Regions from separate parts of the Mus musculus genome. Here region 1 is linked to region 2. Evidence: chromatin contacts called from ENCODE Hi-C data. All regions are on one chromosome and are shown on one strand. The core of a region is the stretch at or near the end of the contact, and the rest is flanking DNA. Distances in the headings are between cores, read along the strand shown.

What was found. Hi-C counts contacts between places; a loop is a spot of excess contacts on that map.
Region 1: a loop to region 2 is called in a map of gastrocnemius, with 2.1 times the contacts of the local background. The contact joins the enhancer-like site here to the promoter of 4933431G14Rik in region 2. A Hi-C loop is called at or near these places in 2 of 37 maps with a recorded cell type or tissue (T-helper 17 cell and gastrocnemius).

What each region holds. Positions count from the first base shown.
Region 1 is chr6:72,161,958-72,166,503 of GRCm38, reverse strand. It overlaps Gm38832 (a long non-coding RNA gene), which reads right to left. Exons shown (of 2, transcript XR_869176.3): 1 at 3,611-4,546. Among named protein-coding and RNA genes, the nearest start is that of Gm38832, 2.3 kb to the right of the region's middle. Within about 2 kb of position 1,488, at least 1 of the 3 ENCODE cell types and tissues checked has a DNase peak (open chromatin) inside an H3K27ac peak, as active enhancers do.
Region 2 is chr6:72,120,953-72,125,394 of GRCm38, reverse strand. It overlaps 4933431G14Rik (RIKEN cDNA 4933431G14 gene), which reads left to right and starts at 2,198. Exons shown (of 3, transcript NR_045165.1): 1 at 2,198-2,350; 2 at 2,449-2,550; 3 at 3,768-4,442. All of the region lies in intron 1 of St3gal5 (ST3 beta-galactoside alpha-2,3-sialyltransferase 5), which reads right to left.

The sequences.
Region 1 (4,546 bases), core at 239-2,738, 42 kb before region 2:
TCCCTGCTAGTCCCTTACTCTCTGCCAAACCTCTGTGGTTATCTGGATGGTAGCCTGCTTATTAAAGACTCAACAGCTAACATCACAAATAAACAAGCGTATGCCAAAGTTGTCTTTCTAGGTCTAGGTTACTTCATTCAGGATGATGTTTTTATTTCCTAATTTCATGACTTTATTTCTCTAATGGCTGAATGCATTCCATTATGTAAACTTATCACATTTAAAAATATATATTCATCCATTGGTGGACATCCAGGCTGTTTCCAATTTCTGGTTATTATGAATAGAGCAGCAATGAACATGGTTGAGCAAGTAATGTATAGTATAGTACCGTATAGTATGATATAGAATAGTACCGTATAGTATGGTATAGAATAGTATGGTATGGTAGCATGAAGTAGCCTTTAGGTAGATGTCCAAGAGTGGTATAGTTGGATCTTAGGTAGATCAGTCCCCATCTCCCTGAGGGTCACCACACTGATTTCCATAGTAGCTGTGCAAGTGTGCACTCCCACCAGCAGTGGAGGACTGACCCCTCCCTCCATGTCCTCACCAGCATCTGCTGTCACTTGTTTTATTGAACTTGATCATTGTGACTGGTATAAGATGAAATTTCAAAGTTGATTTGCATTTCTCTGATGACTAACAATACTGAACATTAAAGTACTTCTCAGCCATTTGTATTTCCTCTTTTGAGAATTTTCTGCTCATATATGTACCCCATTTTTAATTGGGTTGCTTGTTTTCTTGATGTCCAGTTTTTTCATTCTTTATACATTTTAGAGATATTAGCACTCTATTGTTGGTAAAAAAAAAATCTTTTCCCATTCTGTAGTCTATTACTTTGTCTGAGTTATGATGTCCCCTGCCACACAGTAGCTTTTCATGAGGTTCTATTTGTGAATTATGTTCTCAGTGTCTATGCTAATGGTGTTCAGTTCAGAATGTCTTCTTCTGTGTCAATGAGTTCAAAACTATTTTCTACTTTTTCTTCTATCAGGTTCAGTGTATCTGATTTTATGTTGAGGTCTTTGCTTCATATGGAGTTTGGGCAGTGTTGTAAATATAGATCTATGTGGATTCTTCTACGTGCAGACAGCCAGTTTGACCAGTACCATTTGTTGAAGAAGCTGGGCTTTTTGTTTGTTTGTTTGTTTGGGCTTTTTTGTTTTGTTTTCCTCCCAGTGTGTGGTTTGACCCATGGGAATTGATGTTCTTCCAGAAAGAGATGACAGAGAAACAAAGATCGGGGACAAAGGCATGAGAGGGGAAGAGGAGCCTCTAGCTAGGACATCAGATAGGAAATGCGCAGACGGAGCGGGAAGGTTCTGTGTGTGCTCCAGCTGCTGGAACCCTGCAACAGTCAGTCAGGGCTGGAAGCTCGGCACTAAGAACAGTACACACGGCTTCACGACACTAGGTGGCGCTGCGTACCGGCTCATGAGTAATAGTCACTGGTTTTCTTTTCAAAAGCGAAGTCCCAGTGAACAGGCTCTGCTGAGTGGAGAAACTGCCAGAGGGGCTGTGACTGGCTCCCGCGCACACCAGTGCTGATGCAAAGTTAGGCTCCTAACTCCTGTTCTTGGCTTTCAAAGAATCTAGATAAATGGCTAGCAGAATCCTGAGTCAGAAGGCAGCCTGAAGGATGCTGAGGCCCAGACCGCCAGCCCCAATCGGTTTTCAGTGTGGCCCAACAAGAAGTCAGATTTCTTGCATCCCCCTTCCCAGGACACTCAACGCCCAGGTCCCCATGGCTTCTTCTATCCGCAGTCACATTGTTGGTTTTTAACGATGGGTCAAGGGAATCTTCCACTAGTATTCCCCTGGGAGTCCAACTGCCTTTTGCCCTGACAATGATCTCAGTTTGGCCTGCAAAGTTTCAGCTGAGGTCATGCCTGAGCCTACATTTGTCAGTTTGGTTTGGTAAGATAAAGTGAGCCATGCCATGCTGTGCTTTGAGAAAGTATATCCTGTTGTGAGTTGACAGTGTGTGTCACTTCCTTCCCTCAGCAAGCTCACTCTGTCTGCACTGAGTTCCAGCCTCTTGCCTCCTGCCTCCTGTTGATCACCCCCTGGCCTGGGCTCAGACTTGCTGAAAATGGCGTTTTGTCCCATGGTTAATAGCTTTGATGTCTGAAGCTACTGCTGGCTTCCAGCCATAAGGCCTGACCCTGCGTCCAAAAGCTTTTATTAAAAGAAGAAATGGGATGGGAAAAAAACTGGTAGTGTGCTTGCTCTTTGAGTGTGAGGCTGGGAGTTCAGATCCCAGAACCCATGTAAATGCCAGATGGGCAATCCCAGCGTTGGGAAGGCAGACAGGGGTGCCCAGAGCAAGCCTGAAAGCTAGACTAACCAGTATTGGTGAGTTCTGGGGTCAACTGGGAGATGCTAACTCAGTGAGTTAAGTGATTAACTCGGAGATCAAGTGAGACTTAATGTCAATCTCAGGTGCACAAGTGTGCACACATGTACCAGCACACACACACGTACACACACACATACACACATACACACACACACACACACACACACACACACACACCCCAATCTACCTTAAACCTGCTTACTGCAGCTTTACATGTGAGTGTGTATGAGAGAGAGAGAGAGGGAGAGGGAGAGGGAGAGAGAAAGAGACAGAGACAGAGATAGAGGGGGACAATGCAGGAAGGATACAATGCATAGGCAGGTAGTTTTTCCTCTAAAGTCAGAGTTCCTGTGGGTGGCCCATCTTTCCTCCAGCATGGAATTTTCCTAGAGGAACCCTGATGCCGACGTCCTCATTACACTACCTTTGCTTAATTACGTTCCCCCTTCTAGATGGAAACTCTGGTACAAAGGGTCTGAGCCGGTGTTTTTGCCGCCTAGGGATTTGGCTGGCAGAGGACTGCAGGCACTGATGGTGGTTATTCTAATGGAGCAGGGCCGTATTTTTGAGAGCCCTACTGGGCACTAGGATACAGTCATGAGTACCTTCTGGAACTGTGTTTTGTTTGCACAAAATGGCATTAGCAGTGGAACGGCCTGTCAGGAGAGTCAGCCGGAGCCACAGAGATGGGTACCCTGGGGAGGGGCCTCCACTCGGTGTCAGGGCCACAGTCCCAGACCTGGAGGATTTAGTGTGTGTGTGAAAATGAAGCCATCATCAGTTCAATTTCAGTTCCCAGTTTTGGAAAACTTGAGGGTGCATTTTCCATGACGGATCACCTAGGGCCTTTATTCTACCTCAGTCAGAGCAAAGCCAAGTAGGGAAAAATGGACTCTTGAGTCAGCTGATGCTACATGGAAGGCCCTGCAAGGCGCAGGATGGTGATTCCTTAGATATGCTGACTTTGCATTGTGGCTTCTAGGACTAGTATTTAAACAAAACAAAACAAAACAAAACAAAACAAACATTTTTTCTCTCTCTCTCTTTGCTTACAATCATTTCCATCAATGCATGCTGGTGGAAGGTTTTGACTGCATGGTGGAGTAGCTTTTAAGCTACTGGGATGTTAATTTTTCCACTAAGGAATTTACCTAACTATTTCTGTATTCACACAGAGACACAACAAGTAAATAAATCCAAATAAGTGGGTTTCCCCCTTAACTCATTGAAATAAAGAATACTTACAGTGTGTCACCTTTCAGCAGCAGTCAAGACTGGACAACAAAAAGGGCAGCTCTCTGTCTCTGTAGGAAACTGGGACTCTGACAAAGAGGAACGAGACTGTGGGCATCCAACGTCCCATCATTCAAGCCGTGCCTCTCCCGGAAGAGGGAAGATCCTTCCTGGCTGTGGGGAGCTGAGCCAAAGCACAGTATGGGGATGGAGCACGAGAGGAGGTAGGGAGACCTGAACGTGGGGAACGCTTTGCCGAGTTTGAAGTCGCTTCAGCCTGAGATGGATGAGGTCAGGAGACCACTAAAAGTGACTCTGGGATAAATCTAAAAACTACAAAGTAGATATATGAATGAGTCGTATTGTCCAAAGACAACACCGGGACATCCGATCTGCTCAGGAATGGCTAGACTGCCTGTACCTTCCAGACAAACCATACATAGCAGGCTCCTGTGCACAGGAGGAAATGCTGGTCTGTGAATCAGGAAGTCAGCCAGATGCTTTCGCCATCCTTGTCAGCCTCGCTGTGATAAATAACACCGTGTCAGCAGAGCAGGGAGTTCAGCAGGCGAGCCAAGGTTCTGACCCTTCTGACCTCCCCAGATCACAGAACACAGTGTTCTCCAGCGGAGGACAAGTGACATGTGCTGGCCCGGGGCAGAAGTGGGGAAGGAAAAGCCACTGATAAGATACTCTATCTAATGAAACATCTTCCGTGTCAGTCCAAACTCCTGTAGGTTTTTGGTCTTTAATTTTGCTTATTGGAGTGTGTGTGTGTGTGTGTGTGTGTGTGTGTGTGTGTGTGTGCACATGTGTATGTGAAATATAAGGTATGGACTGTGCCTCCTCCAAATGTGTTGGGATAATCCAACGTGATGGTGAGAGTGTTGGAATGGGGTCAGAAGGTGTTTGGGGAAGCAATATTTGAATAGTTGAAGTAATATTGTC
Region 2 (4,442 bases), core at 949-3,448:
CTATGAGCTTTCTGGCCACTGGGTTCAGTTTAGCGAGGATTTAAATATCTTTTGAGTGTGGATATAAAAGTTGTTTTATGTTGTCCTTATTTATTGAAAAGCTGGCTCTGGAATTGGGTCATGGCTCTCCTTTTTCCAGACCTAGGCATGCTTTTAAAGTTTAGATGTCAGGGTTCAGGGAAGCCACCGGATGTTGTGATGGGGAGAAGAAAGCAAGTCAGAACAGCCAAAAGAACTAGACTATTGGTTTATGTGAAGTTTCTGTACCTTATGATTTATAACTTTATTGGGTATGGCGTGAAATTTCTGAAAAACAATTCATTTAAAACTTGTATCACAGGATTGATAGTTAAAACTCTACGCATAGGTAACCTAAAGGGACCATGTGGCATGATGTCATTTCGTGATATAGCAACATGTGGTTTGCCACCATCTTAGCTGCTGTTCCGCATCGGGAAGGAGGCAGCCTCTTGGCTGGCAGCCATCTTTGTTAGGGATGCAGCGGGTGAATGTCATGTGACTTCACCACCACCAATGTTGATTAAAGGTGAGCGCATGGTATAAAATCAAGGAGGCAACAGGGTCTCAGATTTTGGACTACGGTGGATTTTTATATAATGATTTCTGTCCTGAAAACAAAGTCATAAAAACAAGGTTTATGAAAGACAGGATTTAAAAACAATGTTTGTTTAATATGGTCTTAACGCTTTATCTCCATGCATTTATATACAAGAACATACCTTGTGGAACAGCCAATCTTTGTGATATAAGAGTCACCTGGGTGGTACTGGTTTTAAAGGCATGAAGTAGCCATGGAGAATAGCTGAGGCTTGGCACTGTGTGGCAGGGCTGGTGCCGTATGACAGCCCCCAGAAACAGCAGCTGCTATGAAATGGAGCCAGCTGGCACCTGGAAGGCAGGCTGGGTATAATGCTGAGGACAGGGCCACAGAGGTGACCCAGGCCCCACTGGGAATCCCAGAGGACGGTGAGTGAATCCCAGGTACTGAGCACTGAGTTGTCGGTACTGTTGGAGCTCGGCTTTGTCTTGTTCAGATTATGGTTTTGCTCTGGGTTTTTCCCCCTCTTCAAATAAAAAAAGGTACTTTGTTATTATTATTATTATTATTTACTGTTATAGGAGCACACAATTGAGAGATTTTAAAGCTTCTTTAAGAGAAAATTTTGGAGTTTTACAGATATTTTAAAATTAGAAAAGTGGATATTTTTAAAAGAACAGCTTTTAAAATATTTAAATGTATAAGGCTATGGGATACTTTAAATTTATAGAATGTTTTATATTATTAATATCTGGCCTTAAAAAATAGATAAGAGGCTAAAAAATTAGGGCCACAGCTATGAGCACCAAACGCTAAACACCAAAACCTTAAGTATTCCTCTCTTTTGGAGCAACAAGACAACGACCTGAAGAATCTGACTAAGAACTGGATGGATGTCTCTCCTTACCTAAGGCCGGCTCAGGCTGGAAGAGGCTGGCTTGGGAATGTATGTCTCCCTTCCTCGTCTTGGCTAACTTCGTTAGGCTTTAGCTATTGTGATAATCTGAGTAATATAAGAAACTAATATTCTATAGTGGTACACTGTAAAAGGCTCAGCAAAGTTCCCAGTATCTATGTGGACTGTGTTTATGAGTTACAGTTTTATTTTGATACCAAAGAGCTTCAGTTCCTTCAGAAATGATTGTTTTTTTTTAATTCAAACTTCACAAAAATAAAGCTGTAAAATCCTAGTCTTATAAAAGCTGCTAAGCCATAGTTAAGACATGCAAGTTAACAGTCACAGAGTAAATGATCAAATTCCATAATGTGTTCAGAACCTCACTTGTAGTCATGCTGAGTGCTAATATCATTAATTATAGAAATAAGCTTTATTTACTTTTTTTTTTGTTTTTTGGTTTTTTGGTTTTTTGAGACAGGTTTCTCTGTATAGCCCTGGCTGTCCTGGAACTCAGAAATCTGCCTGCCTCTGTCTCCCGAGTGCCGGGATTAAAGGCGGCACCCCCTGGCTATTTACTTTTCAAGGTTAAGCCTAAAGCAAGTAACTAAAAGCAAGCAAAGTTTATTACTTTGTATATACTTAATAGATATTGGTCCTTAAGACTTTCTAAAGGTCTGCTGAATTTGGAATTTAGAATGTTTAATGTAAAAGAGCTTACCATGACAGAGACCCCAGCTCCTAGTAGTAGAAGCCAGATGAAGGCTTCTAAACATGACACCTTCATCTGGATTCTGGTAACCTTAACCACTGGGCATAACTGCCTCATGCCTCGTCTGCCATCAAACCCGGCCACTGTTGAGTTGATTGCTGTACTCTTGCCTGGTCAAAGTAAGGTCAGTTGGGAACAGAACTCAAGTCCATTGAAAGAACCACAGGGTAAGGTCAGTCCCCACAAAGTTCCTCACCTGTCCTCCACATAAAATTCTCTCAGATCTTCTGGGCCTGGTGACTGAAGACCAATGCTGGCCTGAGACCTCCACCTCCCCCCAAGCCATCGTAGCCACAGAGCCTAGGGTGATCATCTCGATAATGAGTAAGTCTCTGTCATTTTAATCAGAACATAAGCCATTTGGATACTTTCTGCTACAATGTATCCTTCTCGGATCTCTGCTGGCATTGATGGCTAGGCTAACTGTAGCTCTGTCAGTTTAACGGCAGCAGGCAACGGGCTCCTCCCTGCAAGGCTGCAGCTGCCTAGATAGTTCACATCATATGTAAAAACTAGGCCTTGCTGTTTCTAAAGCTACTAAGTCTCCAGTTGAGAAAGGTAGATGGGGTTTCCTTGCCAACAGGCTTCATATTAAAGGACAAACAGGTTTCTGATGTAGCTATTTACTGTTCTTTTACTCAAAGCACTTGCTTTGCAATGGCTGCTCTCAGCAAAAACCATTTGTGCCTCTAGTAAATGACTAGATGGATAAACGGTTTAAAGTCTATGTAAGTTCTGAGGGTCTAAGATAGTGTTCTAAGGTGCAGAGAGGTCTGAGAACGTGAAGGCTTAAGTTCAGAGGATCTAAGAAAGTGACTTATGGCGTTCGTTGTAAAGGTTTAAGAGAATGATTTAAGGTATATGAAAAATGGGAGTTTCATATTTCTTTACCTCTCTGTTCTTGTTATACTAAGATTTCAAAAGTTCAGAGTTTTAACACTGATCAGTGGAATTCTGACAGATGGTAGAGCACTGATTGTTATTATAGTCACAAGGAAAAGAGTTTAAATTTTATTTGGTTGTCTTCTAAGTATAGACTTAACGGTGCTTCTCACTGGCTAAAATTGTCTCTGTCAAATCTATATGTCCATCCCACTGGACAGAGGAGAAATAAATGTTCATCTTTTTTAACCTGAAGCCATAGCTTTTGCTGATTCAAAGGTGGGATTCTACTCCAGCTGTCTTACAGACACCTGCTTGCTGCTTTTCCCACAATGTAGATCACTACAGATTACACACAGTGACAATGCTTATATATCTAAAACTTTTCTCTCTTTAAGTAGACTAAAAAATCCTGTAAGCTCAGGGAGTCTGAGTCCTAAGACTTGAATCCACCTCCCACAGGTCAAAAGGACTCCAGATAAGAACCACCTAAGTCCCCACACCTATCCCTGAGGACGAGGTCTCTCTCTCTCCTTCTCTCCCTCTCTCCCTGCTTCCCCTATCTCTGTCTTGAGACTCTCTCCTTCCCAATTACCAGGACTATAGGCCTAAAAGTTCCACGTGTAAGATTTTCCTTAAACTTTAACTTCTGTCCCTAGCTTGTATCTGTCTCAGCAGATTTCCACTGAGACAGATTTCAGATGACAGGCACCACCCAGGAATCAGCTGCAGACTACAGACTGATCCAGATGGCTTGGAGCCCTGGACTTGCCGAAAGCTGACATGGACCAAGCCAGCTGATTCGGATTGCTCCCTGTCTCTCCAGCTGGGTCAGCTCACCAGATGCTTCTAATGAATGCTCCATTTCCTGAATCTGAGGACAACATCTTAATTTCAGCATGAAGTAGTTAAAGAGAGTAGAGTATGCTACCCTGTGTCCTCAACAGGCTGTGATGTTAGGTCAAAAGGACCTGGCACAGGGGACAAAACGGCTGCCTATCTTGCCCACTGGCATACCAGGAAAGGTACTTGTTGAAACCAAATAGACTCAGATCTATCAACAGGTAGGTTGACTAGCTGAAATTGGTCTACAATACAATAGGGTACCTGACCTGCTTTAGACAGAACAAGGAGGTCCTGTGTGGCTTTAAGAGAAAATTGTTTCTATAACTGTTAGAGATAATCTGGCTGTCCTAAAATAATTAAGGAAATAAATATTGCAAAAATGGAGGGGGGTTGAAGGAGGGGCCTGTGATGACATAAATGACCTGTCCCCATTCTCATTTTCAGGCTCCTCCTGGATAGTAACTGATGTCAGCCAATGCAGGGCCTTT